Regions from separate parts of the Homo sapiens genome. Here region 2 is linked to region 1. Evidence: read pairs that join two places in POLR2A ChIA-PET (ENCODE). Cell type or tissue: PC-9. All regions are shown on one strand. Each heading gives the region's core, and the rest is flanking DNA. Links, peaks and the distances in the headings are about the cores only.

Evidence for each region. ChIA-PET counts read pairs that join two places held together with the same protein. Peaks named below come from ENCODE experiments on the same cell type or tissue, not always from the same donor. Only the 100,000 strongest peaks of a DNase experiment are listed, where the experiment ranks them.
Region 2: POLR2A ChIA-PET joins it to region 1 with 6 read pairs; 1 of 35 experiments calls an interaction of 5 or more read pairs at or near these places.

What each region holds. Positions count from the first base shown.
Region 1 is chr2:30,972,513-30,989,938 of GRCh38, forward strand. The region is part of intron 2 of GALNT14 (polypeptide N-acetylgalactosaminyltransferase 14); the gene reads right to left. Among named protein-coding and RNA genes, the nearest start is that of GALNT14, 160 kb to the right of the region's middle. In PC-9, for the core only: a CTCF peak has its summit at 7,427 (motif pointing left); a DNase peak (open chromatin) is centred at 7,619; H3K27ac peaks cover 539 bases.
Region 2 is chr2:31,124,174-31,138,411 of GRCh38, forward strand. It overlaps GALNT14 (polypeptide N-acetylgalactosaminyltransferase 14), which reads right to left. Exons shown (of 15, transcript NM_024572.4): 1 at 13,785-14,238. The coding sequence starts at 13,913. Among named protein-coding and RNA genes, the nearest start is that of GALNT14, 7.1 kb to the right of the region's middle. RefSeq lists an enhancer at 5,738-6,239. In PC-9, for the core only: no CTCF peak of the experiment used is centred there; a DNase peak (open chromatin) is centred at 2,328; H3K4me3 peaks cover 837 bases; H3K27ac peaks cover 2,398 bases.

The DNA of each region.
Region 1 (17,426 bases), core at 5,225-9,224:
AATCCTATGAGGCTGCTACTGGTTTACAGATTCACTAATGAGGAAACTGAGGCACAGAAAGGCTGAGGAACTCACTCCAACTAGCAAAGGGAATTTGAACCAGGCCTGCTGGACTCCAGCGTCCTCGTCACATGTTGTAATACCTCTGAACCAGGACTGTTCCAATTGTGACTCAGGTCTATTCTGTGGCCTTGTACACTGTGTATACTCACATGCCCACTCTTGAATGACCACCCGAAGAGGCGGTTTCTACTGAGCTCTGGAAACCAGCAGGTACAGCGACCTGTCCAGGAGGGAGGGACTGGCTGCTGCTCCTGGGTGGTAACAGGAAGATGGGAAACCGCTGGTGGGCTGCCACGGGTACATCCTAAACAGGGGCTTCCACTGGAGTCTGATCAGGTGGGCGAAGATGTGACCTCAGCAAGGCCCTGGGTGAGGTGATTCATGCACATCTATTACTAAACAAAAAGCTATGTTGACCTAAATAGAAATTAGGATTTCCTTCCAAGTCCTGCACTTCCAGCACACATTGCAGAGGCCAGAGCCACAAAGAGAAAATGAATGGGTCATTTTCATCATGTTCCATTTTCCCTAATTTCCAGGGCCAGAAAGGCAAAGAGAAACACAAACATAAAACATAAAGTGGGAATGGGACCAACTTCCTGGGAGAGAGCTCTCTGTCCCCATGGAGGTGACAATCTATGGATCCCAGGTGCAGGTGGCGTAGGCACATCTTTCCCTCCTCCACATCCCTCCATCACTCCATCACCAGTGCTAGCACAGATGGCTTTGTAGACAATGCCTCATCCCTTCCTTTCCTCACCACCAGCCCCAACTCAGAGCCAATGTGTGTGAGGAAGAAAGAATGAGCGGAGAAAAGCTCTTGGCCAATGACCTTTCCAGAACGTCAGTTATCTCAGCACTCAGGGCAGTGATCTTGCTACTGGCTTTTAGAATCACAGATTTCATTTTTAGATCTGAGAACATCTAACACCTCCACAGCTCAGATCTATGTAAGGAAGCCTGCTCTCAGCTATGAGGAAAAATATAAAATGCCGAATCTGTGGCTGGCCCCTTGGTTCAAACTGAACCCTTTAGAAGAGAAAAATGCAAGCAGTATGAAAAGTATGACAACTATAAAATCAAAAATTCCTTTTAATCTCATTTCATGGGCAACACTGATACACTGTAAGGAATGAAATTTTTGCTTCATGTCAATTTTGCTGGGATTTCACATGCAGATTAATTCGTTCATTCACATAAACATATACTGCTCTTATTCTTGCCTCAATAGCCACCCTCACTTTGGTTACAGAAATCCTGTGTCTCAGAAAAGACCCTTAACATAACAGTGAGATTCGCTATTCCATTATATCACCACCTTTGAAGTGCTGAACATATTATTAATTCCAGTGGTCTAGAAAGGGAATAAGTGGGTCAGAATAGAGAAGTGAACTGCTTAGGAACTTGGTCGGGTGCTCTGGTGGGCAGCTTTCAAAGAGTTCCCAGTGCCTACCTCCTTTAACCTCTAACACTAACCCTGATGAGCATCTTCTCTTGAATGACCCCATGAGATGACCTTGTCATCCACCCTCTGCTTCCCACACCTCAGCCAAGCCTGCTGACCCTCCTGAGTTCCCCAGCTCACTATGCACTATGTGCCAAAACCAAGAGATATTCTCTAATCCTGCCTCTTTCTGCCCCAGACCCAATGTGATTAAATGTAGTCTTGTGCATTTGTCTTCTTTATCTCTCCATCTGGCTGTTTCTCTCCACTTCCATTCTGTCTTTTCTAGATTACTGCAGCAACTTCCTCTCTGGCTGTATCCCTTTTCAATCTACCCTGCATGCTGCAGCTAGAATGATCTTTCCAGAACTGCGTCTTTAACCTCTTTCAATGCTGCTCAACTGCTCACAAAATCAAACTGAGACTCTTAATCATGGCTCACCATCCTTAGTGGCCTGGCACCACTTCTGACTCCTGCCCTCTGCACTCTCAAAGTTCTAGCCACATTCTGCTTCACCTGCTCTTTGTCCCCTCTGGAACTTTGCAAGTGCTGTCTCTCTCCCATATATCTGAAATGCACTCTCCTCGCTTCCAACGCCAGGCTATTTTTTCCTCTTCTAATCTTGGCTTGGAAGTTACTTCCCCTGGGAAGCATTTCAGTCTCCCAAGGCTTTTCCAACGTGCCTCTTTAGGACCCTGTGTTCACCCCATTGCTGTAATTTATTACCAAGCACTGTGAAATTACTTTTCTGTCTCCTCTACCGACTGTTGCTGCAGTGAAGGCAAGGACTTATTTGTAGTTGTAACCTCAATACCCAGGATGATGACTAAACATACTAGACATACGATAAATGTCTGAAGAATGAGTGGAGGGATAAGTGAAGGTGGGAGGCAGGTGAGGCTTACTTGGGGTCAAAGCTGGAGAGGAAAATGTCCTTTGCCAAGCTATGGGTGACACCCTCACAGGGAGCTCCAGAGCAGTAAAAGCTGAGCAAAGGCCAAGGTCAGTGATACAGCAAAGAGAGACCAAAGAAATTGCCCAAACTGAAGAAGAATCTGGAAGCTGAAGTATGGAGCCATGAGTTGGGGAGGGGGCTGGCGATAAGAAGCCTTGGGCTAAGGGTGTCCTGGGGAATATCAGGTGGCATCTGGTGTCCGTGGAGAGGTCTTAAGTTTTGTCTGTTATGCTGGAAATACTCAACTGTGTTTAAAAGGCTGGGATGTTCTTGTTTACCAAAGTTCCAAGAATGATGAAAAATGTCGATGATGAAGCAAGAGGGGAAAGACTGAAGCCTTCGACAGACTGAGGCCCAGACACCCTCTTCTCCTAGACATGCATTATGCAGTAGGGCAGCCATGAGCCACATGCAGTTACTGAGCACTGTAAATGTGTCTGCTCTGAATGGAGATATGCTGTAAATGTAAAATATGCCCAAGATGTCAAGCACTTAGTATGAAACAAAGGTGAACTATTTTACTTATCTTTTTTAAAATTGATCACATGTCAAAATGTTAGTATCTGGATACATTGGAGTAAATCAAATCTATTACTAAAATTAATTTCACTTCTTTTACCTTTTTTAATGTGACTACTGGAAAATTTTAAATAATATGCAGCTCACATCTATTTCTATTGGAAATCATTGTCCTAAGTTGTCCCTGAACTTTAATTGGTATATAATACAAATTAAAATTTCAATGTTACTGCTGGATAATGGTTTCTAGGTCTTGGTTTTCTGGTATGAGTAAAATAAAATAAAAACATTATAGAGACAGTAATTAAGTTCGTGACATTTTACTTTGTGAGAAAGTATGTATTTTTAAAATCCCATCATTTACCATCATCATCATTTCAAAAAGAAAGAGTATTTAAACACCAGAAAAGGCCACAATCTCAGAATAATTAACAACTCTTTAAATTGTAAAATTTAGCTTGAAATTGTAAAATTTAGAAAATCTCCCTCCTGTCTCCTCTCTTCCCCAATTCCATGGATCATACCTGCATTCATTTACCAACTGGCATCTGAAAGAACTGTTCAAGGGTTTGTTCCACTGAATTATGACAAGCCTTTGACTACTCTCAGCAAAAAACATAATTACTGAACACAGAAGGCCAGACATCTCCCACTCTTTGTTCTGGAACCAGCAGATCCATCTCAGCTCTCAGTGCTGCTCAGGATAGCAAGTTGACAGGGTTTTTCAATCTCTGGCCCCAATCTACCTCCTCAGGCAGTTCTGCTGCCTGTACTGACTCGTGCAATCTGGGCTCAGAAGGACCACATGACTTAAAGAACGTAGACTCCTCTGGCTGCATTTAAAGACCTCCTAGAAATGGCCATTACTCCAATGCACCAGGATCCTTCTGTTTTTCTAAACAACTAATCTTGATCTTTTACATTGCCTAGCCCCTTCCAAGTGAGTGGAACACTGAGGTTTGGTGGAAACCCTGGGGGAAGTGGCAGCTTCTGCTCTTCAGGAAGATCAGCAGATCTATGGAGGCTGCAAAGAGGTTTCTCTAGGGACACTGGCAGGACCTGTGTTAGCCGGTACCAAGCACCACCCAGACGGCAGCTGTGTGTGCATGTGCGTGTGCGTGTGTGTATGTGTGTGTGTGTGTGTGTGCAAAAAAGAATCTTCTCAAAAGGCAAATGCAGAGCCTAGCTGGGACAGAAAGTGTGGAGTTGGGCCAAGACTTATTTTTGAAATGTTTCCTAAAAAAGATACCTTGGTGTCTGGGACCAGAGCTCCTTCATGTCTTATTTTAGCCCTGCTCAAATCACATCATACAACAGTAATAATAGATGACACAATTGAATCCTCACTCTGTCTCAGGTATTCTTCCCAGAGCTTTCAGCCTGCACAGTAACTCCCCGAGGTGGGTGCTGCAATTCCTCTTCTCATGGTGGTGGAGAGGGAAAGTCACAATGAGTGAGTGGTGGGGCCTCAACATAAACCCAGATGGTCTGGTTCCCCCCTACCAGTCGGTGCCCTCACGAGCTCCACGAGAATGCCCTTTGAAGATTATCCACACTCACTGCCTCTGAAACCTTTATTCCATATTGGCTTTTCTGTCTTTTTTTTTTTTTTTGAGACAGGGTCTCACTCTGTCACCCAGGCTGGAGTGTAGTGGCACCATCTTGGCTCACTGCAACCTCTGCCTCCGGCGTTCAAGCAATTCTCATGCCTCAGCCTCCAGAGTAGTTGGGACTACAGGCATGCGCCAGTATGCCCAGCCAATTTTTTGTATTTTTAGTAGAGACAGGGTTTCACCATGTTGGCCAGGCTGGTCTCGAACTCCTGACCTCAGGTGATCCGCCCACCAGGTCCTCCCAAAGTGCTGGGGTTACAGGCGTGAGCCACCATACCCAGCCCTTCTCTCTGTCTTTTATCTTGAACGCTGCATGCTGGAAGATTCTGGAAAGATGGAAAATCATGGGTGTGGGTCATCCCTCACTTGCTAAAGCATAGTATCTCCCCTTGATACTCCTAGAGCTATTTCATGATATTTTTCAGACTTTCCACCTAAAGGATCAGAGAAGCATCATTCCCTCCTTTCACCTGAAAGGGGAAAGTTCCTCCAATTGCAACAGCTATAAGGAGCAAAAGTAAGGCCTGCAGCCAAGGAACTCCAGGAATGTGCTAGACTCAGCACCCTGAGCTCAGGAATGGTCTGTTTGAGGGTCAAGGGTCCTATGCCTCTTCCCCAGGGGACTCACATCCGTGCGCCATTCTGGTCTGAAGCAGGGAGGGAAAAAGCAAAGGCTTCCCATACCTTCCTGCACCTTCGTACAGTCAATCCACCCCTGAGCCAATACTGCACTCAAATCTGCCTCTTTTTTATATCACCAAGCCTGATCTACACCCCTGGTTTGCCCTCCTGCAACAGCTTCCTAACTATTCTTCCCGCCTGCAGAAGAGTCACTTCCAACCACTCCTCCCACCCTCTCCACAGCCGTTCTCTCTTCCATCTTCCTAACACACTGCTCTCACTGTAGGACCCTCTCCCGACCTTCAGAGCCACCTGCAGTTAAACCTTCACCAGCATCTCAAGGCCTCCACCCTCGTGTTAGCTCTTCAGCACCCTGCCCCCACATTCCCTTGCAGGAGCCTTCTGGCCCTGCTAAACCAGCCCAGTCACTGCCCTTGACTGTACCTGTGTCACAACCTCCACAAACCTCCCTAGATTCTGTTACCTTCCCTCCTCCAGCTGCCCAAACTGTCACTGTTGTGCAGTTTCGCTGAAATCACTTCCTCCACCACACTCCACATGGCCGCCTGGTATGACTATTCCCCTTTCTAAATCACTGTGCCATCTTCCTAGGTAACTACTGCCTTCTTGCAGGCAGGGGCCACGTTTCTACTTCTTTAAATTCCTGTGGACAAGTTATTCAAGCTACCGGAGTCAATTTCTTCATCTCTAAAACAAGGGTCATAGCAAAGTTGTGAGGCTGAACCGAGAGAACATATATATGGTGCCTCCCACACATCAGGGGGATGGTATGATCAATACGTGTTTGCCAATTGTGGCGCTGGATTTATGCGTGAACGTGGATAATTCTCTGTTGAGCGAGGATGGTTTTAAATTTCCTGTGATTTGATTTTCTCCCTCTGTTCTGAGGATTCACTCGCTCACCGGCACCTGCACTCCCAATCCCTGATATTTTCAGTAGCTTGAGAAGGAATCACGAGGTGCGCTTTGGGCCCCTATTCACTCAGCTGATACTGATGGACAGTGTGAGTGCCAGGCACCGTGCTAGGCTCAGGAGATGCAAAGATAAGTCAGCATTCCTGTGCTAGCTGCTCAGGGGCTTGGAAGGGTGATAGACAGTAAGCTGATGTCTGCAATGCACAGCAAGGGGTGCTGCTCAGGGTAAGCATAGAGGATGGAGGGGCTGCCAAATTGTCTGAGGGGCAAGCGGTCTTCCTGAAGAAGACACCCTCCACCCAGACTCCCAAAACACAAAAGGGCATCCTGAATAGAGAAAGCAGCAATGATGAGGCCTGAATCCTCACAGCACAGTCGGCACAGGCCATGGCCTGATGGGGGCGGCCTTGACTTCAGGGTTGGGGTGGTGACAGGAGCTGTGTGCCCACAGCATGTGAAGAGTTTCAGGTGAGGAGTGATCCTTCTGCATTTAGAAAGCCAGAGTCAATGAGGAGGGCAGCTAGGGCCTGCCGCAGTCACCCAGACGAGAGGGGGCAGCGGCTGAGTTTGGCAGCAAGATATCTCAGGGAGCAAGAGATATCTCAGAGGAGACAACAAAATGGGAGTGGGGGGAGAGCAGGATGATGCCACAGATCAGGGCTTGGGTGAAAGTCTGAAGGGTGGTGGCACCCGGCCTGAGATGAAGCAGACGGGAGCAAAGAGGGTGTTTGCTACCTTGAGAGGCAGGGCAGGAAGGTGTGGGACAAGGAGTACATGATGCCACCTTATGAGGAATCAAGGAGGAGAGACAGGGAGGAGCAGGGAAGCAGAAGAGACTCAACCACCACGCCAGCTCTGGCCAGGCCACGGTTATCATGAGAGTCAGGAGGGGAGAGCAGTTTGGATAATACAATAAAGTTTCCATGGAGATCAGGGATTCCTCTTGTTGCCTCAGGGACAGCAAAGATAAGCTCAAGGACATTTACTGATCTTGCCCCTCACTAGGCCAGTGGGACCCTCACTGCTCAGTGATCCACAGAGTCCCCAGCGGATTCCTGCTTCCATCACATCCCATTGTGCCTGCTTACTTTGCCAGTCACCTGGGGCCTCACGTGGCCCTCAGCACTCCATCCTGTGTCTGCCACCCTCGGCTCAGAGGTCTCCCTCCCACAGCAGCCCCCACCCAGCTGTCATCTCCTCTCCCGCTCTTTTCATCTCTTGTCAAACACATTTTGTAGTTGCTGGCCCCCGGCTCTAAATCACTCCCTCTGCTGGCCTTGGCTTCCATCCCCAGTATCTTTCAAGCACAAATTTCACCAGATGTGGCACTGCAGTCGCCTCCTCGCTCATTTTGCTTTCCAGTTTTTAAAGTAAGTCTGACATTCAGGCAAATGGAATGTTCAGAGCCAGGAGCCAAGGCCGAGGCCCAGAGCTCTCTAAGGACTTCCCTGCTCACATGCCCTGCACCCAGCCCACCTTGTTCTCAGCTCCACTGTGACTCACATGAGCCGCAGCACCCTGACTCAGAGCTGGAGAGCAGGGTGCAGAGCCTGGACCTCTCTACATTCATCCATGTCACCCGTTTCTCCACCCCTGGCCCTGTTACCTGTCTGCCCTGCCTTCCAGACCTGCTTTGGCCCACAGCTGCGGAGCAGCAGGAAAGATGATGAAACCAGAACTGTTGCTGGTCCTGATGCCCCCTCTTGCCTGGGTGACTGCAGCAGGCCCCAGCTGCCCTCCTGATGCCAGTACTAACTTGACTACTCAGGGCCACAGCTAGCAAACAGTCACCAAGTGCTTACTAGAGGTTAAAGATGAGGCTCGGCATTTGACATCAATTATTTCACCTCACCCTGAGGACCATTATTATTCCCATTTTACAGATGAAGAAATGGGGTCTCTGGGAGTTTGAGTAACTCACCCATGGTCCAGCTAGTAAGTGACAGAGATGTTGTATGTCAAAGCTCACAGGGCTAGGAGACCTAGCCCAGCCACTCAGTCAACCAGTTACGTTGCCTGGGTCTCAGCTTCCTTCTCTGTGAAATGGCAATGACCTCTTCACCCAAAGGGCTACTGAGGACATGAGAAAGAGCTGGGAAAGCACTTCGTGAAGTCCTATAGAAATACAAGGCATGGGCCGAGCGCGGTGGCTCACGCCTGTAATCCCAGCACTTTGGGAGGCCAAGGCAGGTGGATCACCTGAGGTCAGGAGTTCAAGACCAGCCTGGCCAACATGGCAAAACCCCGTCTCTACTAAGATTAGCTGGGCTTGGTGACAGGCATCTAAAATCCAAGCTACTCAGGAGGCTGAGGCAGGAGAACCGCTTGAACCTGGGGGCACCGTGGTTCGAGATTAGGCCACTTCACTCCAGCCTGGGCTAAAGAAATACAAGGCATGAAGAGTCTTACTCTAAGGGCTTACTGCATGGTTCATCCTCTCCTGTAGGAATTATCCCAGGACCTTCGTCCCAGCACAGAGCCTCCTTGAAATTTCCTCAAGCCAATCCTACCAGCCCTATTTCTTCCTGGCAGTAGAGGCACATGTGTTATATCATAAGAGCCAGTGGTTCTTTGAAGCACTTGGGGGCAAATGGTAATGGAACTTGACAGTGATCCAGGTTTTAAAGGGAAGACATCTGTGTGTTTCAGCTCCTTATTCTAGACTGAAAAATGTGGGCAGGTCACCAATGTTTGCAGTCAAACTGCCTTCTACGTGATGTGCCAACTCCAGGAGCAAGCATCTCTGCTGCTGCTGTGTTTAATAGGTCCGGGGCTTTCAGATAAGTGAGAAGACATGTCAAATCAGCCTACATGTGCACCTCAGGCTAGGAGAGGTCTGGTGACCTGCACTGCGTGGAGGGCATGAGAGGGTGGAGAAGGCCTGCATGAAGAAATGGACAAGGTGGCAATAAAAAGGGCTCTGATGCTCTGCAGGGCCCTGGAGTCCTGTTAGGAAGGGAAGTCTGCGAGGGGAAAGAGTAATCCAGGGCAGGGGGAGGGGCACCACTGCCGAGCAGGAGGGCTTCATGTTTCTGGAAATAGCGTCCAACTTACTTAGTACCTAAGCCAGTTTCCGCATGCTTTTACCGGCAGAAGTATTTTCAAACCAGCAGACAGAGCTGGAACTGACCTTAATAAGCATCTCTGGCTTACTTCTCTCATGTTACGTGGGAGGAAACAGACACCCAGGGAGCTGAAGGCATTGTTGGGCAGTATCTTAGAAAGGGCATGCACTTTCGCAGGCTCAGGCCAGTTATTTCTTCCCCTTACTTTATCATGCTGCCTCACAATGTTGGACAAAATGGCAAAAAATATCCAGAAGAAAGGCAGGTTACTGAGGGGGGAACTGACAGCCAGGCCCTCTGTGCCTGGTTCTTGGGCAAAAGGCATAGACAGATGCAGAGAGAAGGGGCAAAACGCTTGCTCGGGTATGCAAACGGTCAAGAAACTTAGGAAAATGTGTGCCACTTCATTGCAGCAGGGAGAGGCAAATTTAAACCACAATAAGACACCACCACTCAGCCTCCTGGTAGGCAAAAATGAAACAGACAGACAATAGCAAGTGATTGATAATGAGGACTTGGTGCAACAGGGACTCTGCTGTAAGTACTTCATTAAATATTTGATGATATCTACAGAAGCTTCTAGGGGTACACCCTACAGAAACACATATGCCTGTTCACCAAAAGACAAGTAGAAGCTTAATCATAGCAGCTCTCGTCATAAAAGCCAAGCTGGAAAAACCCCAAATGAGCACTGATAGTCGAGTAGATATAGAAATTGTAATATATTCTTATAAAGGAATACTACACAGCAATGAGAATAAACAAACTGTGTCTTGCAAAATGTGGCTGAGTTTCATGCACAGAACTTTGAGGGAAGCCAGATACACATGAGTACATACTGTGTAATCCCATTTATATAAAGTTCAAAACCAAGCAACATCAATCTACAGCTTTTGAAGACAAGGTAGCCACGGAGAATTCTGATGGGGCACGGGCATAAGGGTGGCTTCTGGCAAACACAGAATATTCTTTAACTTGATGTAGGTACTTGATGCAGGAACATAGGTGTGTTCTCTTTGGAAAAATTCTTCAAGATATACCTGCAGGAGGTGTGTACTTTTCCATATGTATCTTATATTTCAATAAAAGATTTCCTTGAGAAAAGATGAAGAGAGTTTCTGGTGTTGCGGCAGATTTTGGTTGTGCAAGAAGATTTCAAAAGCCACTGAACTGGGACATGGAAAGCTCATGAAATAGACAAAAGCTGCAGCCAAACTCAACAGTATTGTCTTCTCCACCCCTCCTGTGTTCCCCATAACACTGAGGAGAGCACCCCCGGAATGCAGAGTGCAAATCCAGGGAATCTTCTTCACCCCTCTTCCTCTGTCCTTTAAAGACAGATAATTCAGAGGCGAGAGAACTGATACCACACTGCCCTTGGTGTTACTGAAACCCTGAGTTCACGGGCCAGGGCTTATTTTCAAGGCTAGCTTAAGGGACCATGCCTCCTGTGGAAAGTGATCTGTAAGGTGGGGAGGTACTAGGGGCCTGGGGAGGGTAGTAAGGTAGCTCCCACTTGTCCACCTGAGGGATTTATTCACTGGGGGCATTCAAGTTCCATGAGGGCACACTTTCAGTCTGTTTTTTTTGTTGTTGTTGTTGTTTTTACTGATCTATACTTAATAGTCTTAGACTCAATAATTTGTTGAATGAATTATTCCTGGCAAATATTTAATCCAAATCAGTTTTCCATCCTGGGCATTGAAAATGTCTCTACATCTCTTTCCACATCTCTTTCCCCTGCCTCATTCCCCAGGTAATGTGAAATGTAGGAGGCAAACTTAGGGAGGGAGAAGGGAAATCTGTCCCCAGAACAAAGACCACTTGGTACCTTTCGAAGCCACACAAGGTTCTTCTTGGGTTACCTGCCCACAGGCATTTGGCCCAGATGGCAGAACACCAGATGACACTATTTATTGAATTATATGGCTGAAATGTAGTATTTTAGTACCTCTGGGCAAAGCTAAAATATAATAATCAAACCATCTTAATTAGGAAACCCAGAATCCTCATCTATCACCTCTTCTCTTTCCCCAAATCACAAGTCAAACACACACACACACACACACACACACACACGTATGCACACACACACACACTTTCTCTAACTCAGTGAACTTTAGACATAATAAGAAGTTTTATGTTTGTGACAGAATAAAATAAAATATATGGACCCACAATCTGAAAAATTGATTTTGCATTTCAGCCAAGCATGGACTAGCTGTGTGACCCTGGACAAGTCCCCTAACCTCTCTGAGCCCGGGTCCCCTGACCTAGGTGTGGAGTTAATCTGCTAGTCTTGCTGTTCTGCTCAAGTCTGTGCAGCCCACACTGGTGCTCAGTCTGGAAACCCAGCAGTGAGTCTGGGGATGAAGGACAGAGTCCTTTTCCAGGCCCTATCAGCTCCTTCTCCCCTAAGACTAGCTCCTGCTTCTCACTGTTCCTGCCTCACTTCAGAACGAACTCCCCAGTGGAAGATCCAATGTCCCCACCCTGAGGATGAAAATGCTTTCAGGCCAAGTTCTCATATCAGGCTCTAGCTCCCGGGCCAGCAGCCTGTTCAGCCTGCACTTTGTTTGGGACAGTTGTCCAGCCTTGGGGCAGGGGCACCACTCCTGCCTGGTACTCTTTTCTCTGTCACACTTTGGCTTTCTTCCTACTGGCCATGGTGCTGGCCAGGAATGTGTTATTTAGGGCATGTCCCAGTGTTGCTGTGACAATGAGGCAGTGACAGTGTGAACATGGAAGCATTCCAGGGTTTACTGAATAAACTCTAATCTCCTTATCCTGAATTCAAGACTTTGCCACAACATGTCCCCAAGTTATCTTCCAGAGTATTCTCCTCCATTCCTCCCCTCCATCATTCTACACCCTAAGTAAATTGGGCTTACTCCTATAAAACACTGGCTCTTCTATCTCCTGATATTTCCTTATGCTCTTCCCTCAACTTGAAATGCCTACTACCTGGTAAAATCCTACGTGCCCCACTCGCCAGCACACTAACTGCAGCCCACGCCATCTCCTTCAAGAAGCCTCTGCCTCCCAGCCACGTGTAAATTCCTTCTCCTTCACAGGCCAGCCTAATGCTATTTTGTCTTTTTCACAGGACAGCTCCTAACTCCTGTGCTGTGCTGCATGGCTAAGATGGAAATAACTACACCCAAACCAGGGACAGGGCAGGAGCTGGGTGCCTGAACACTGAGGGCAGGAAATTCGTGTATTAATTCCAAGAGCAAGGGTATGGCCTTAGCGCAATCCACATTTGAGCATCAGGAATTGGTCTCATGTCCATTTCTCCCACTAGGCCATGAGCTCCTAGGGCCCACTAGGCCATGAGTGGAGACTAGTTCCTAACACAGGACTTGGCATATGGCAATTGCTCAATAAATGTGTGGAGTAAAGGAATGAGCAAATGAGTGAGTGAATGAATGAATGAATGAATGAAATGTACAATGCAAGGTCAACGTTAGCAGGAATTCACTAGGAAACAAGGTGCAAGAAAATAAATTAGCTAAGGCAGTTTAGATGAATTCTCATCAGTGTTGTTGACTGGTCCCCTTTTGAAGTCTGAGGAGTTACCCCTTCGGGAAATCTCCCTGAAACTCAAAAAAACAGGCACTCAAAGAACACAGGAGGGGCCTGCAGGCTCAGGATTCAAGGAAATCAGGAGATCAAGACTGGGGAGGAATCCTGACCCAGAGGCCCTTGCTAACTCCTGTGCTTTGCTACGTGGCCAAGACAAAAATAACTACACAGAAAACAGACAGGGCAGGAGCCCCTGTGGCCGTTCCTCCCCTCTTACCCTGGCAAGATGGTACTGCAAACTGCCCCGGGCTGTGGACACAGTTCTGCTACAGAGCCACTTCCAGGATGTCCTGCAACTCTTCCTGCTCTTCCCTTCCTCCCCCAGAGGAGGAGATGCTCTGGAGTGAACTCAGAGATCAAACTCAGATGCTCTGGAGTGAAGGCACTTAGGCCCACTATCAACAGGCTCACATCCTGTATTGAAAAGTGGCACATGGGGGACCAGAATGTCACAGACGGGGAGAGCTTGTTTGCAAAAGCTAAGTATCTGTGATGGGCTCCCCCTCCCCTCCCCTCAGCCTTGGTGTGGAATCACTAACGCTGTGCTGAGCTAGTGGAATAGCCTTGACTCTGAGGGAATATGAACATTTTTTATGCTTTGCCATTCCAGCTGTAAAGATTTTTATCCTATTACTGCTAAGTGACGAGTACAAGGAGAGAAATGATGATGATCTTTGGCAGCCATTCCAACCGAGTAAATAGAAGGAGGGAGAAATGCTACGAGAGGCTGGGCCACTGCCCCTTCATTTCCCAGGAGGAAAAGGAGCCAAGGAAAAATGTCTTCCTGGTGGGATGTATCAAAGTGTAGAATTTTCCCTACAGGCAAGTGATGGGCGCCCCACTGTCTGAGCCATTTAGCACCGCACTGGACAAAGGCTGGGAGAATATGTGGAAGAAAACACACAGACCCAGCCAGGCCAGGCAGAGGTGACCCAATGAGGCTTCCCCGGCTAGAGTTTCCAGCCCATGGCTCACGAGCTCAGTCCACCCTGAATCTGCTCCCTGAAATCAAAGCAACCCCATAATAGGCGCTGCTAGCAAGAACATACATATGCTTTATCAAAATATTCCCTCCCTCCTGGAGGGGTGTGTCTCTATTTGTGGCTGCTTGTCTGCCAGATGTTTTATGTACCACTTGGATAATGGCAAATCCAGCTGTTGTCACCAGAATGGGGTGATGGGATGGAAGTGGGATGACTCGAAAATGAGGACTACTTGTTGAACCGGTCAATGCTTTATGTATTGAAATGTAATTGTGGCTAATAGTTCTCTATTGTATTAAAATGTAATTGTGGTTTTTTCCACTAAAGGTAATGGCAAAAAACGCAATTACTTTTGCACCAACCTAACATATGAACAGCAGAACTCCTCTGGACAATCATCTCAGACTCACCCCAGCTGGAAGTTGTCTCTTCCTTACAGTGAATTCGTTATTTAAAACACATCACCTACCTCCCACCCCCAGTACATGTAGCCCCATTTTATTCATCTTTGTGATCTCACAGGACTTAAGCAGTGACCTGGAAATGAAGTCTCTCCTCTGTGTGAGCAGAATTGTTGACCTCATGAGGGGAAGTTGGAGCTAGGATGTCCCCAGGCAAGCTCCATGTTTTGTTCGATTGAGGTGAGTGGGGGCCAGTGTATGAGTATATATCTGGAATGAAGAGACCATAAATGGAAGAATGCATTCATCTATAATTGTGTGGAGACTTGAGGAATGATGAAGCTTCGAGGTTAGCCAGTCTAACACCTTTATTTCACAGCTGACAAACGAGGCTGAGAAGAGCAGGGATGTGCTGAAAGCCACTCAGGGGTACCTTGTTCTTGCCTTGTCACCTAGCCTGAGACTAGGGATGAAAGGACAAGGTTGCAGCAGAGACATGCATGTCTACAGGCTGACGACAGAGGTTTCCATCTCAACAGTGAAGATCACATCAAATGCATGTAAGGGGTGAGGTGGGCATGGGAAGGTTGCTAAGCCCAAGCATGAATGAGTAGGGCATGCCTGCGAAGCTGTAGAACTTACCTTTTGAGCCATACTGGATGTAGCATCACTCAGTGCCCACTGCCAAGGACCCTGGAAATCCTAAGAAAGGCTCAAAGCCTGCCCCTGTCTTAGCTTCTTCTACTCCTGCCCTCTGCCATCTCACACTCCACATAGACTGGACTGTCTCTCGTAAAATACCGTGGACTTCACAGGCGAAGAACCAAAAGAAAAATGGCTACTCGCTTCCATTCCAGATACGGAAATTAAGCCCCCAGGCCTCTCTGGGCTTCTTTTATCACATGGTGCCCTGCATGGCTTGCTTGTAAGGGGTCCACACCGCCGGTGCATCTGGGGATTCAATCAGCACAGCTGCCTGCTGGGTGAAACTTCTACAGCCTTCCTCCTCCCTCCCCCTCCTCCCCCTCCTCCCCCTCCTCCCCCACCTGCTGCCTCCCACATCATGCGGCATCTTCAGATTCCTGAGCTGCTCACCCCAACACCCGCCCTCCTGGCAGCACTTGCTCTAATGCTCAGCTAATAGTTCTCTGTTTCAGGCACTGTCCAAACGCATCCTATAAATCAGAATCCAATTACTGTGGTAAGAAAATTGGAAGCAAATTTAATAAGCTCAGACCCCTCCCACATGCGGTTTCTTCACCCTTCTTTTTTCAGTAACGAGAACTCTTTAAGGGAAAAGCATTTTTCCTTTAACTCAGAGTCTATTCTCCTGATTCCTTCTACAAGGCCCCTGAGGATCGAAGGGTGAGGAGAAGGGGCTTCCTTTAGCTCCTCTTTTCCTTGCTACACGTAAAGCAGGTGGGAGAGGGTGGTCAATTGCTTTTCCAGGGTTACCCTCCCTTTCATTTGTTCAACATTTATTGAATTCCTATCACACACAAGGAAAGCACTGTAGGAGATGCTCAACATGTTACTCACCCCAGAGGGCAACTGATATCAGTAGGACCTTAGCTGCAAGGCATGATGGGAACACAAAGGAGGCCCACCAGGGGCAAAGACTGTATCAATATGATTGGGTGTCCTCAAGGAACCAGAAGTCCAGAGTGGGCCAATGGCGATGGGGCCAGGAGTGACCCCACAGTAGGAGCTTCTCGGTAGAGGTGATGCCAATTGCTAGGAGGATGGCAGGACATGGAGCCTGTGAATGAAGAACTGGGAAAGGAGGGAGGAGCAAGAAGGAACCAGAGAGGCCAAAGTCTCCGCAGAGCCCGAGACAGAAGTCATGTCAGTGGAGAAATGGAGAGGGCTGTAGTGTGTGGGGGAGGTGGTGGCCTTATTGCAGGGCCTCTACTCTCGACTCAGACCCTCAGCCTTTTGGCTGCACCAGTCCTACCTATGAACTTCACCTGGGCCACAAAAATAAGCCACAGGTACAGGCTGATGCTCTGTGGTTTCTAAACTTGAGCCGGCATCAGAATCACCTGTAGCTCTTGCCGAGACACAATCAGTTCAGATCGCTAAACTCCACCCCCAGAGTTTCTGATCCAGTAGTTCTGGGTGAAACCTAAGAGTTTGTGTTTCTAACAAGTTCCCAAGTGAAGCTGATGCTGGTGGCCTGCTGGTTTGGGGAACCAGAATTTGAGAATAGTTGTTCTAAGTCCCTGCTATTCAAAGTGTGATCCGTGGACTAGCGGCGTTGGTATGACCTGGGAGCTTGTTAGAAATGTGGACTCACGGGCCCCATCTCAGACGTACTAAATCAGATTTTAACAAGATCCTCAGAGGGGTTCTTTGTTTGCCTATTTAAGTTTAAGAAGCGCTTACCTAGAGCAGTGGTTCTTAACCCTGGCTGGGGAGCTTAGAAAAGAGATACTTCAGCTGGTTGGAGTCTGGATATCAGCATTGAAAGAAAGCACCACAAGTGATTCTTGTAAGAAGCCTGGATTGAGAAATGCTATGACCGATGCTAAGGACCAGCACCCCACACTCATGGGGATTTGACACCACTCACTTCCACTTCTCTGGCATTGAACCTGACCTTGAAACCCACCTCTGTTCTCCTCTGCCCCCCTCACCATCCCTGACAACTTAGTGATCTTAATGCTCTTTCCTGGTACTTGGGGTATAGATGTGTGCTCCGTTTGGGGGTTTAGTTGCATCTCTTGCCTGATCATCTTGAGTTTTCTCACAGAAACCTCTCCTTCCATTCCTGGCCCTTCAGTATCAGCCTACCCACATACCCTGTAATAATAGCAACAACTAGAATTTGAAAAATATTTACTATTAGGTAGGTAAATACCTTATATATATATATATATATATAAAAATATATATATTAGTAGATATATAAAAATATATATTAGTATATATAAAAATATATATATTAGTATATATTAAAATATATATATTAGTATATATAAAAAATATATATTAGTATATATATAAATATATATATTAGTATATATATATATTATTTGATCTTTATAAAAACTGAATTAGGTAGGATCATTATTGTGATTTTTACCCCTATTTTCCAAAAGAGGAAACTGAGGTACAGAGAAGCTAGGCAACTTTAAGTTTACTCCTAGTCAGCAGCACAACCAGGACTGTAAACAGGGCAATCTGATCCCAGGATCAGTATCCTTAGCCCCTGGGCTATTACTGCCTTCCATTCAACTC
Region 2 (14,238 bases), core at 1-4,000, 150 kb after region 1:
GCACTCAAAGGGGGAAACCTCCAAGGAGTTCACCCATCTTTCCTGCTTGCCAACTGCCCCAGTGGCACTCCTGCCAGGGCTCTAGCATCCTACGTCCGGTCTTAGTTCCACCAATTATTCATGGTGGGAGGAAATGCAAAATGGATAGCTGTCTTTTCTCTTTTGAGTCAAAGTGGAAAGTGAGGCTGAGGGGAAGAAGAGAATCTTTACAGGGATACATGGGGATAAACGTTTGACAATTGCATTTAAATTTACCAGGCGTTGTTCTGTAAGGTTGGATTTCCTCCCCTGATCATGTCACCCTTGTTGTGTTGGGCAAGATATTGGACCTTTAGGAACCTCAACTCCCTCACTGGTAAAAATAAAGGTAATCGATACACCCTCCAGAGATAATATTGCAAAGAGAAAATGTTAACAATTAGCATGGTTCAGGCACTGTTTTTTTGTTTTTGTTTGTTTGTTTTTGAAACAGGGTCTCCCTCTATTGCCCAGGATGGAGTGCAGTGGTGCAATCTCGGCTCACTGCAACCTCCCAGGCACTGTTTAAAGAGAAAGGCACCAACCTTAAATAACCAGTATGACTGTACTGGTAGCAGTCGCTGAATCTCAGCCTGCCCACCTTGTGGGGTGGTTGTGAGGAATGAATAACTGATACAGATAAAGCACCCAGCATTTCTCCTAAAAGGCACTCACATTCACCTCTCCCCTGGAAGCCTCTTCTTTCTACGTGGACTCCTGGCCAATAACGGAGGCCACAAACCAGGTCTTCTACTAGCACTGAATGCAGGACACTTGACAGTCACTTGCGCCACTTATTCAGAGCATGGCCAGAGCCTCCTGCTGGATGCAACTTCTCTCTCCAGACATCCTGGGGTGCGCCCAGGAGCTCTGGCAGATCATCCTACCCACAGTACCCAGGGCCTGCTTGGGCAGAAAAGCAGCTGGCACCTCACACTCCTGGGGACACACAGTCAACCTACCTGTAGGAAGATGCCCTCTTTGGTAGGGAGGAGTGGGTGATACAGGCACCTGAGGCGCCCAAGGGCTCATCCCAGCCACCTTGAAAAACAAGGACCAAACCTGAAAATGCCACAAGAAAGAAGAGCAACATGGTCATTTCTTTGGCAATTAATAGCAGCATTGATTTCACAGAGATCTTACCCCTCACAAAGACTCTGTGCCCATAGGAAAGATCTGGATCCAGCCTTGAAAGAGCCCTTATTTCTTCCCTGAGAAAACAGACTACACTTCACCAAGGACCTTACACGTGGCGCTCAATGCATATCAGCTTTCTCACCCCCCATTCTTCAGGAGAATGGAAGGAAAAAAGAACACTTTAATTGTGGCTCAATGTTTATTGACCCACAAATATGCTCAGTATGACTGGGGAAAATGGGAAGTCTTGGCACAGAAAGAAAAGAAATGCACATTATAAAAAGGACTAAGTGTAAAACGTAGAAAATATCATAAGTGCAGCTTATTTATGGTTAATAGCAGGTATTTGTTTTTGCAGCTAATAATCTAATTAGCAGTCAATCCAATACATCCTTTATTATCAGCTGATCCATAATTACTGCTCCATGCTGAGTATTTTCCTGGCACATGATAGCTTTCAACTCCTCAGCACAAACAACCAAATAATGTGGTGTTATGCTAAATACAGGACGATTCCTCTCTGAGGGGTGATGCTGCAGTTTTTAGCCATTCATGATGGCCTTTGTATTTTCAGCATCTGTTGGTTAATTCCTCAGTGTCCTCTCTTTAATCAGTCTTCAGGTATTCCTAAAGCACCTTAACACTCTCAAAAATGTGATACTTTGGAGACTTCCTTTTTTAAAGTTTAACCCTAGGACCAGACACATTCCCAGTCATCTGTGGCAGGACAGCATTCATAAGGGGATGTCAGATAGCGGTGAAAGCACAAAATATTTCTCTGAAAATATTGTAAAGTTTTCTCTTTAAACATTGTTTTAAAATGACTCATCCTGAAAGAGATAGCTTCTGATGTAAGACTATTTCATCCAACAATTTCTGATCTAAACTGTTCACTCTGGGAAGCACAGTGAACCCAGGTTCTAAAGGCAAGTTGCAAAGGGAAAAATACATTCAAGTCCTCCCTTTCACAGACTCAACGTGGCTGTGAGGGGAGGGAAGGAAGCTTGGGGTGAGCATATGGAAGTTGAAAGAGGGTGGGTGCTCTGGAGGCAGACAGACCTGGTTTGGAATCTAGATCCCTGGCTTACTTATAAACAGCATGATCTTGGATATGTCACCAAGCTTCCTTAAGCCTTGGTGTTCGTCACATGAAAAACCAACCTAAGAATGCCGGCCGTGCAGTGTTGTTAAAAAGAATAGATGACTAACTCAGAAAGCACCCAACACTTACTACAGGCTCAGATTGTTAGTTCTCTGCCTGTTCTTCTGGATGCAGAAACAAGAAGCGAGTGTTCTACAAGCCAGTAGCTCACTCACATCACATAATTCTATTCTCTGCAATCACACTTTCACCTCTTACCTATAACTCTAGGTAGACTTCATCCCAGATGTACCATGGGGCTACTATACCAGCCAAAGTCCTACTCGCAGTTCCCATTGTCCTGCATGCCCCTCCACTCTACGACCCATCATCTTCCTATGATCCAGCACATACTTTGGTTAGCTGGTGCTTGTGCCATAGCAGTTGCTAAATGTCTCTCTGTCTATAAAAGGGAGTAAGACGTGGGTAACTTTCAAACCAAGACCTTTTCCAAAGACTTATTTGGGAAACAGAAACCAGTGGCTATATAAAGAATGGAAACTGCTAGGCTCTGACCCTAAATGAGGTGCTAAAACTTGGAGTCAGGAGCCACACACTCAGTTCAGATCTTTCTTTTTCAACTTTTTATTGAAGTAGAATGCACAAAGAGAAAAGAACATGTACTCAAGGAATTTCACAAGGTGAACGCACCTGTGTAACCAGCCCCCCAATCAAGAAACTGAACAGTGCCAGTGCCCCAAAATGTCCTGTCCCCATCCAGTCAGTTACCCCAACCCAGGTAACCATGAACTGACTTACAATGCCAGAGATGAATTTCGCCTGTTCTTGTACTTTATATAAATGCAATCACACAGCCTGCGGGTCAAATCTGGCCTGCCACCTGTCCTAGTACATCCTACAAACTAAGAAAGGATTTTATATTTATAAATCTTTCAAAATAATACCAAAAGAAGAATACTTCATGCGATGTGAAAAATATATGAAATTCAAATATCTGCTTCCATAAATAAAGTTTTATTGGAACACAGTGACACTAATTCATTTACATATTGTATTTCAAACTACAACTGCAGAGTTGAATAGTCACATCAGAGACCATATAACCTAAAAACAAAACAAAACAAAAATACTTACTGGCCCTTGACAGAAAAAGTTTGCCTGCTCTAATTCAAGTGCATGACATTCCCTAAAATACATAGCATTTCTGTTGGGTTTATATGTAGGAGTTGAATTGCAGGGTCATAGATGTACACATATGTTTAGCTTTAGTAGACACTGCCAAGAAGTTTACCAAAATATACACTCAATTTTAGGAGAAAAGCTAAAATCTGGAGCAGAAATCATAATTTCAGTTTTAAGACAGGCAGGGAGAATTATAGAGAGTTGATCTGAGCAAACGATTAGAAAACCATCAGGGCTTCCAAGTGGAGAGGGAAAATATCAGGGTCATCTAGGTTTACATTTCTTTTCATTCTTATTCCACACATAGTTTTTAAAAATGCAGTGTCCTTTAACATTGCCATGCTCGGGGGAAAAGGACAAGAGTAAAAAAGTCATGTTTCTGCTTGGGATCTTAGAGCAGAGTACCAACTTTATTGTTTAGGCCATGTCACAAAAACACCACCATGGGCCCAGGAGCTTACTGGAACTGCAGACAAAATATCCAGGAAGACATCAGCAGCCTCCTGATCTTACGCTTTCCTAAGTTTAACCACATATGTGGGCAGAGCCTACATAACTCAAACCCAACCTCCAAATCCTCCACAAAGAGTCTGGTCCCTGTACTGGGTAGAACCAGCAGGCCACCAACGAGACAGAACTGAGGAGTTGTCCATCAGTTTTCAAGGCTAACCAGCAAGACATGGCAGGGTGCCCCCACATTAGAGGCATGGCCAGGACACCCCGGCATTAGAGATGCAGGCAGGGCACCCTCTACATTAAGGTGACGTTGGATATCTTCTAAAGTCACTTCCTGGAGTCATTTCCCCAGGCACTTGCTTGCATTTCAAATAGGATGTGTTAGGTTCTTTCAAATGACATTTTTCCTCTTGGAAGGAAATTGCTTCCTATAGTTTAAGGACCACATTCATCAAGAAAGGGACTCAAACAGTTTGTGTCTTAACTCCACAACCCTGCTGATTTCTAACTTGGAGCAGCCTAGGAATGAACAGCACAGCCTCCTGTCCTGCCAGCAAACCCTGCAGGCCCAGGAGGGAGGTAGTAGCAGGGCAGCGTGGGCTCCTGGCTAGGCCAGAGTCAGAACCTGATGTGGGGTACTTGTGGGGAGGGGGAAGGGCGGAGAGCCTCTCTCCACTTCTTGCACCACCGAGTCTGCCGTTACAGTCCCAGCTCTTTCCACTCCAGAAAGCAGTGGTCCCGTGGACTGGCCCTGACTGGCCCAAGCATGGGTTAAACTTGGCCTTTCCTAGAAGAAAACCCAAAGTCCTCCAGACCCTCTGGTGGCCTTCCAGAGACAAGCTCTGTATTTCCCTTAATCCCTTTTCCAGTTCCCTTCTGTAAGTTAAAAAATAAAATTGAAAAAAAAAAAAAACACACAAAGCAATGCTGGTGTTTCAGCAGAGGGAGGGCATCTTTTCTCAGCAAGTGCACTAGCTTTTTGTCCATATGAAAACAAACATATAACATACACATATATATTTCATCTTCCCTGGCAAAGGAATCTCACCTGAAGTTGAGCGTGGCTCTAACAGAAACAGCATATGCGTGACAGTCAAAAGAGCGAGTTGAAGCCCACTTGCTGATTAGGCTAGCTTGCCCAAGTCCCTACCCTGCTATCACCTCAGATTCATCACAGTTCAGAAAACGAGAATAATAATAACACTCACCTCACAAAGTCGCAGTAAGGATCAAATGAGGCAACTGTGGATATAAATGCTTTGTAAACTGTAAAACATCACACCAAGTGGTGGGGAAAAAAGCTACCTCTTATCTTCTTTTCCTGATTCACCCTTTAATTAGTAAAGTCTTTCAGCTAGCTCCTCTTCTGATAAAGACCACCTGCCCACCATAAGGACATTAGTCAATTCAGCACCCAGCTGGCAGCCATCAATTGGCCATCTATTAATAGCCAATTATCTGGGTGCCTTAATTAATCCACAGACCACGTGGCCTGATCTCCCTGAGATCCTAGGAAACAATAAGCCTGAAATACAGGCACCAGCTAATTTTTCAGTGGCCATCAAGGAATCTGGCATCTATTATGCCTGCATGTTGCAGCTGCGAGAGATGGGCACATAAATATTGATTGGACCAGTCTCTATGGCTGGGAGGTGGGGGGTGGGAGGGACATCAATGATTACTGTTCTCTGAGGAATAAGAGAAGCTACATAAATCTTCAGCCCAGACAACTAAGGAAGAAAATCCTTATTTCCAAACCATAGTGCAAACAGAGAAAAGAGACAGTTAACCTCTTTGGAGAGAGCTCGTCAAGAGAGAGTGGCCCTACTAGTTCTATAGATGTTTCAGGCTCTCTCCTTGCCTAGCATGCATGCAGATCGGGTTGCAAGAGCAGGATCATTAGGAAGAAGACAGCCGGGGTGGTTGTTCTCTTCATCTGGGCATTCAAATCCCAGGGCAGAGACATGTGAGTGTGCCCTGCTCTCCTGCATTTCCTTGAAAGATCTCTGTAGTGCTTACAGTTAAGAAGACAAGTGACATAAGGAGAATTTAATTATTTTTTAAGTGCCTCATCTTGTCTCCAGGAAATGGCACGCAGAAAAGGCTTTGTACTTGAAACCAGCATTGTCCAGGATGCAGGGGATCAGATGGCTCTGTATTCCCAGCGATAAGGGCTCCTGCTGATAGAAAGGCCAGAGTGGCAACCTCCTTCCTTCAGGAAAGAACTAGCTTTGTGTCCAGAGCGGTGCTCTCAGAGGTGGCTGCTCCTGACCTTGGGGCCTGCAGGGAAGTGTTGGGCTTCTACAGAGCAGAGGGCAGAGGGCCAGCCACCACTGGAGCCCTGGTCCCAGGACCCTGGGGCTGTATAGCCAGGCTGGCTTTTCAGGGGACAGAAGAAGAATGTGAAGGGGAGGATGGAGCATGGACAGAACATCAGGAGGAAAGAGGATGCCCTAGGTGGCACACACCTCCCACACCACAGAGATGTCCCCTCCTCTATCCCTCTGTCAGCCTCTAGCTCTCATTAGGCCCTGGGATGGCAGCAGCCACTGCCAAATGCAAAGACTGTCACCTCAGAAGGTCACATCAGGCCATTTATTCTGAAAAACCAAAATACCAGAGCCAGCACATTGCAGGAGCTCCTGCAGAATTCCCCAGGGTACCTCTGTGTGTGTGTGTGTGTGTGTGTGTGTGTGTGTGTGTGTGTGTGTGTGTGCGCGCGCACCTGTGTGTGTGCCTGTGTGTGTATATGTGTGTGTTCATGTTCTTCGGTATCCCAAAGGGGTTCTTTCTTAATCAGCTCAACATCTGAGGACTGAGACTGATTTATTTTTTGGTTAATCTAGCATTTCTGGTAAAATAATTAAAAGTAATAGACACAGAGTATCTGTAGTATAATTATTTATAGCCATAAGGTCTCACTTCACAGTTATTCATAACTAACCTGAAAAGACTCAGACTGCTGGTAAGCAAGTGGGGGTCAGACAGTTCTAGAGTGAGCTGCTCCCATTTCACAGTCAAGGAGACTGAGCCAGGAAGAGAGGAATCTCAGTCACCCCTGGCACTGCCAGTGGCCACACTGGCTGCCATGTCTATCAGGAAACTCGGGGAGTAAAACACACTTGATCTTGACATGATGGGAGCTAGAGAAGGTGGGACTCTCTCTATCTCCTGCCGCTTGTGTGCAGCATGAGTCTCTGAGGACCCTGTGAGGAAAAAGGCTCACACCCAGCCCAGGATAAATACAGGCAAGTGGCAGGGGCCTGCAGCCAGTGGTAGAGGGCACGGGCATGTCCAGACTCACTTCCCCAAACAGATGGTGAGTCTACGATTCTAGGTCTCTGGGGTGGAATATTCAAAAGCCATGGCAGGGTTCACAGACTCCCCCAGGAGAGGAGCTGGGGATCTGGCCCTGCTTTCTAATTCAGATTATTTTCCAAAAAATGCATTGGGGACTTTGGGATGCTATAGAAGAGTGACAAAACTGCAAACATTAGAAATGAAACAAGGGCTCAAGCAATGAAGGTCTTCAAAAACTGGTTCCTGGGTGTCTGACAATGAATAAGACCACTTCAGAAAGCTGGGATGGGGAGGCATGGTGTAGGATGTAGGCACAGGAGGTAAAATCAGATGGCATGAAAACCAAGCTGTGCAGGAATCCTGGGCTTCAGGCGTCAGCCCACGGCAGCCTTATTCCGTCCCTGTTCAGTTTATAAATGACCTCTGATGAGTGGAAATTAGCACTTTTAAATGATACAACCAGATGGGCAGCCCTGAAAAAGGTTAGTCTCTGGACAGACTGGGGAGGCTTGTGACAGGGCCATTAATGGATCTTCCCTTCCTGCTTTGCCCCTCTGTCTTCTCTGATTTGAGTAGGTATCATTCTGTGCCTCTGGGGAAGTTTGAGAGAGGAATTCCTGGTATTTCTTTCCAAAAACTATCAGGTCACTTTGGGAAACAAAGGTTAGGGAGAGATAGAGCTCCCCAGCCTGACTAAAAGAGATTCCATCTGCAGGTCCCTGGGACAGGGCCTCCTGCAGGGACCTGGGGGAGAGAGTGGGCTAGGAGAGTGAAAGGAAGCTGGGACACAGCACATCCGCCACTGACTCAGCGCTGACAACCAGAGGCCTGGACTCCGGGCCTTGGGACAACCCAGAATAGGCCAAAAATGACCCACGGTGAATTTCTCACCATACCCATGGGATAGAGGCTCAGTGGTTTTGTTTTTGTTTTTGTTTTAGAAAAAGCTTCTTGACATCTAAGAAGTGACCACATATGATTTCTTGACTACCTGGGATCCCAACCTGCCATTTGCATATTTCTCAGTCACTCACAAGAGCCTCTGCAGGAGCCAGCTGTGTACCACCACCCAGACACCTGCTCCTGGGAACTGCCTTAGAATGGAAAGAAAGCACAGCACCTTGTACAGGCACCCACACAGCAACTGAAAGGATGAGCATGCATCTCATCATGGGCTACTTCTGGTCATGCCAGAGTCACACTGAAATTGCCTTTGCAAAAATTACAACAATGAGAAAATTGACAGTGAAAGAGAACTGACCTAACAGACTCCATCTTGCTTCTAACTTCCAAGCTGTCTTTGTTCAATCCTGGGTGTAGGCTGCACTAACTTTGGGAAGAACCCTGAAACAAAAATGAAAACAGCCGTTTGCCAAAAGAAACCCCCATCTTGCCTGGGGGCCAGACTGCCTTTGTAGGACTAACGAATTAGCCATAAGATTAAAAATGATGGTTTAGGAGTCATGCAGCTGGAGGCCACAAAATTCTAAACCTCCCCAGTTGCTCCTAGGGATAACATCACTACTGTGAAACCTAAGATTGGTGCTTGAGATATTTTTCAGATCCTACACTGGGTGGATCAGCTAGCGCCACCCAGATCGATAAACTGGCCCATCTGGTCTTGTGGCCCCCACCCAGGAACTGACTCAGAGGAAGAGGACAGCTTTGACTCCCCATGATCTCATCTCCAACCCTACCAATCAATACTTCCCACTCCCTGGCCCCCTACCCGCCAGATTATCCTTAAAAAAAAACCCAGTCTCTGAATTTTCGGGGAGACTGATTTGAGTAATAATAAAACTCCAGTCTTCCATTCAGCCACTCCGCGTGTATTAAACTCTTTATTGCAATTCCCCTGTCTTGATACATTGGCTCTGTCTAGGAAGCGGGCAACAAGAACCCGTTGGACAGTTACAAAATTCCCTGGACAGAGTCCAATATGCACATACCAAGTATGAGTAGATTAATAGGGTCTCTCTCTAAAATTTATGACTTTTTTTAATGAGAGAAATTATCTACTAAATGAGGAATAAAATAACAGTGTCATATACTTAAGGCATTGGTGGGATGCAAATGTTACAGAAAGACAAGCTATTTTCTAATGGTGTTTGTTGTATTTCTAGTACAGCACCAATACACTTACATGGGCCAGAGGCATTTTATTCAAAGCCTTTACATTTCCAATACCTTCCTTGAAAATTACCCTCAGGCCTACAATTCTTTTGCTTTTACTAAGCCCTAAACACCTGGACTATATTTAGTTTCTTAGAAATAAGAGACAAATTTGCTGATATTTTTAAAATTTTAGTCAGTTATTGTATGATTCTCCAAATGGCAAACAAATGATAGGGAGAGAAGAAATTAAAACATTTTTCAGCTACTTTTAAGTGGCATAGTATTTACCATTCAAATACAGTCTGAATTAAAACACTCAATTTGTTACAGGATTTTTCAGTTAGAAATTAGAGCTTTGCTGGATAATTGGGGGGGAGGCAGTAAAAGAATGAAATTAACGTTAAAAAGTCAAATTTAAAGAACTCTTTACTTGAGCTATTAATAGAAAGAATCAGCCCTTCTTGAAACTAAGAAAAAAGTCTAATAAATTTCCTTAAGCCAGGAGTGTAGCATGCCTTCTTCACTTCACTTGCACTGGGGCCCAGCGACCAGAGATTTCATTTCATCCCGCCCTCTTTGGAGATCCTGTCACTAGGTGAGTGGAGACATTTCCTAAGACCACGAGGAAAAGAGAACAAGGGCCTGATGGCCCAGAACCAGAACCTGCCTCTCCGAAGGCAATCTGCTCCACAGAATCTAAGGGTCGGGTAGTTCCCCAGACCAGGAGCCCTTAATACAGCTCTCTCCAATCTCTACACCTTTCCCAACTTCTCTGAATACATTCAAAGGAAGGGAGCCCACTCCTCTTGCTTTGGAAGAAAAGCTGACTCCCTCACCCATGCTGGGAAGATGCCTAGAGGCCTGAGCAGGAAGAAAACCTCTCCAAGGCTTCAGCATGTCCAAGGCAAAGAGCTGTCCCCATGATTACACGCTAGGAAAACCTACAGCACGGAACTCACTCAAAAACCAACTTTTTTCCCTATGATAGATGGAAGTCCCATCCGAATTCCTACTGTTGAAGAAACAATCTCTGCCCTGGCAAATGGCCTCCTAAACCAACGCCTCTGCAACCACCCAACACAGGGACTCTCCTCATCAGGGTGTGCTCCATCCAGTGAGGGGAGCCTCCTGTGCCCCACATGGTGCCTTCCAAGGGCAGGGGTGATGTCCCTCCGCAGTAGCTCCTGCCTTAGCACCTCCCTTACACAAACCCCCTGGGAGCTCTCCAAGGGTGAGGATCTAGGGATGAGCCAAGGGAGCTCTGGGAAGCGGGTGGGGAATTCCTGCTGTCAATTCAGGCAGTCTCTGGGTTTAACGGCATGGAAAAAGCAAGCAGTGGGCAGTTTCAGGAGGGATCCCATTCCATTCTTGTCCTGATGCTGCCACTTGGACAGCTTGGTTAGCTTGGGCCAAATTTTTCACCTCCTTAATGTCATCTGCATAAAAGTACTATCTTGTCTCCCTTGTGCAGTTGTGAGTATTAAATGAACTAATATATGTAAATGGAGTCTGTGAATTTGTAAAGCCCTATAGAAATGCTGGTGGCTGTTATTTAACATGCATGCATAGGCTTACATGGGTTAGGTCCATAAGCACACTCAAGAAGAAAATCATTTGACCATATTTACATGCAGCCAACCAAACCACGATCAACAGACTTGGTATTCTTCATCTAGCTCCCAAATGCCACCCATCAATAGGCTGCTTCAGAATCACATGCAACCCTGGTAAAAACAGTAATTCTAGAACCTTCTCCCAAACTCACAGAGGCATAATCTCTGTAGTAAGCCCAAAAATCTGCATGTTAATGGAGCTCACCAGGTGATTCTGACATGCAGCCAGGTTTCGGTACCACTGTGCTCCTTTGGACATGTCATATAAATTTGGACTTGTCATACAAAGTCACAGGGAATAAAACTGTTCTGGCGTTACCTAAGGAGTCTCTGTCTTTCTTCCTCTCTTCTCAGGTACATACACACTAAGATACAGAGCGACATACATACAAGGGAAAAACAGGAAGAAGAAAAATACTAACAAAAAAAAAAGAAGACACCTAATAGTAAGAGGTGTCAAGATTTTCTAAGTCTATAAAAATTCATGGTTCTAGAAGGATACAGAAAATGAGGAAAAGAAGGAACAAGATGTTAAGACAAAGAGCAACTGGTTCAAAACTAGAAAACCTCCTCTTTTGTGACTGCACAGTACAATGTCCTGACTTCTGCTACTAAACCACTCCCCACCTTAAAGTACCACTCATTTGTTGGTAATTCTGCCTCATCCTGCAACTTATGTGGCCCCCCACCCCCATGCCAAAGGACAGGGACACAGCGTGCTCATCATAGCAGCCCCCAAACCCAGCACAGAGCCTGGCATACAGCTGCCTGTGATAGATGTGTGCTGAGCACACGCCAGGATAAGAAGAGGCAGGAGAGGAGGAGGGACAAAGAGTGCACAAAGAAAGAAACAGGTCTCTTGTCCCAGATCCCTGGTGTAAACTAAGAATAAGCAAGCTTAAGGTAATGAGGGTCGAAGCAAAACAGAGAAAGTTCATGTCCCTGCAGGTATCATTAACTACATCACAGGGAGCAGAACCACCTAGGGAAAAAGAAGAAAAGCTCTCCAGATCTATGGGCAGGGGCTGAGTGAGAAAAGTGATCTGGTGCTATTAAAGGTGGTTTGAAGTCATCAATCTGGCCTCGCCACCTCACTGCCTGACCCTCTCCAAGAGTCCTCACACCCACAAGATTCTACCCCACCCAGCCCCTACACACCTCCCTAAACTTTATCCCTCCAACCTCCACATACTTTGTGCTCAAATTATGCCAAACTCACACAACGTGCTGTGTCATTCCTCTGAGCCTGTTTCATGCAGTTAACCTCTACCTGGAATGCCCTTTCTACCTACTGACAAACCTGTTTATCCTTCTCAGCTCAGCTCTGTTATGTCCTCCTCCTCCAGGGAGACCTCAGGCTCCCATGACACCCAGTGCACTGAACCCTCTTAGCCCTATGCACACCTCACATCCTGGTCCAATGATGAGTGAACTCCTCTCCCCCCAGAGAGTAAATTCTATCTCTCTCTACCCATAGCACCTAACACACTGCCTGAGCACACAATAGGTGCTAAATAAATGCTTGTTGAAATCGACAAAGCATTGGCAAGATTCCAGAACATAAGTGCTAGAAGACTTGGTTAAAAAGGGGAAACCGAGAGGCAACTTGATATACTGGAAACCCTGAGCGTGGAGGCTGGAGTTCAAACCAGTAGAACGACTTAAGGTACGTGACTTAAAGACCCTGAACCTGTTTTCCTGATCTATGAAACAAGCATATTACCACCCAACTCCTACAACTACTTATGAGGAAGGCACCTACTATGCACCTGGCACACAGTAGGCCCTCTGTACTGTACTTAACTGGTGAGACGCCACCTCCCGCCCACATCTTCCTGTTTTTCAGTCTCCCATTTCCGACCATAAGCTCCTCCAAGGCTTTTGCCCAGACCCCTAGACGACTGTTCTGGACCCAGTTTATAAAGACTGCCTGGCTGGCCAGGAAATCCCCCAGAGGCCTCCTTCCGTGTCCCCGGGCCAAATCTGTGAAGAGAAAACGGAAGGCTACCATGTCACGAAAAACTATGATCAAATAAATTATTATGCCTTTTCTCCTATTGATCTGCCTTTTGTCAACTGATTTTCAGTGAACCTTCGGAGAGCCATGGGGAAGTTTTCCCTTTCCCCCTACAGGGCTCTGAATCTGAAGGTAAGAGTGAGCCTATAGGGGGAACCTTCTGGCTCCCTCACAGGAACTGACTGAGCAGGAGTTGGAAAAGCCACTTGGATTCCCATTTCCTCAACTCCCCGCCAATACCAAGGCGTCTGTTTTTACAGGCTCTTTCGTGGTGTTCTGGGCACATTCAACTTCCAATGCAGCTGAGAGGGTCGGGAACAGTTAGAGAACAGGGGTGGCAGCCGCCCGGGAGGCTGCAAGGCGCTCGCCCGCAACGCACAGGCGCGCGCGGCGCACCCGGCCTCCGGCCTCCCCAGGTCGGGCCTGGCAGCTGCGGGAAGGAGGTCAGCGCAGCCGCCACACTTCGCCCGGGCGCTGGCCCGACCCGACCGCCGGCGACTCTCTGGCAGCGCCCGGAGACCGCCAGCCCCTGGGCCGCCCGTCCGCAGAGCCCCCTCCGCCCCGGGACCCTCGCGCGCAGCTCAAGTTGGGAGCCCCGCTCCGCAGGCGAGCGCGCGCCCACCACCCACACCCACTGCCACTCATGCACACCGCGGGTCCGGAGATGCCCCCGAGCGTTTTAAAATCCAGAAACATCACATGGTAGCCACATCCGGCGGCTGTTACCTGCTCGCAGCACCCAGACCCTCGCCCTGGTTTCCCGGGAGCCCGCAAACCCGGCACGCGGGCTGCGCGCCCTCCCGCAAGCCACCGCTCAGCGCCAGCGCGCCGGCAAGCCGCCTACCTTAGGGGTCTGCACTTCAGGTCCCGTCGGCACCTCCAACTTCCTCTTGGTTACCCAGAAGAACAGCAGCACCGTGATCCAGAGCACCCCGAAGACTGGCAGAACCAGCCGACGAGTCAGGCGCCGCATGGTCCCCTTTGCCGCTTCCTCTCCGCGGCGCTACGTCCCGGGGGCACCCCCCGGCGGTCAGGGTTGGCGGGGCAGGAGTCCTGGCGAGCGCCTCGCTCTGGGGAGCTCTAGACCCAGGATCCGGTTGGAGGGGCGGCAGGATCCTGCAAGGCGCCCTTCCCGCTTCGAAGAGAAGCGAGCCTGGGTGGGGGGTGCAGGGCGACCCGAAACGTGGCAGGGAAGGACCGAGGGCAGCCAAGCTGGACGCCCGCTCCAGCGGGAGAAGCGCGGTGGCTGCCGAGATGTTCCCCACGCCGCCACCGCGGCTGCCGCCGCCGCCGCCGCC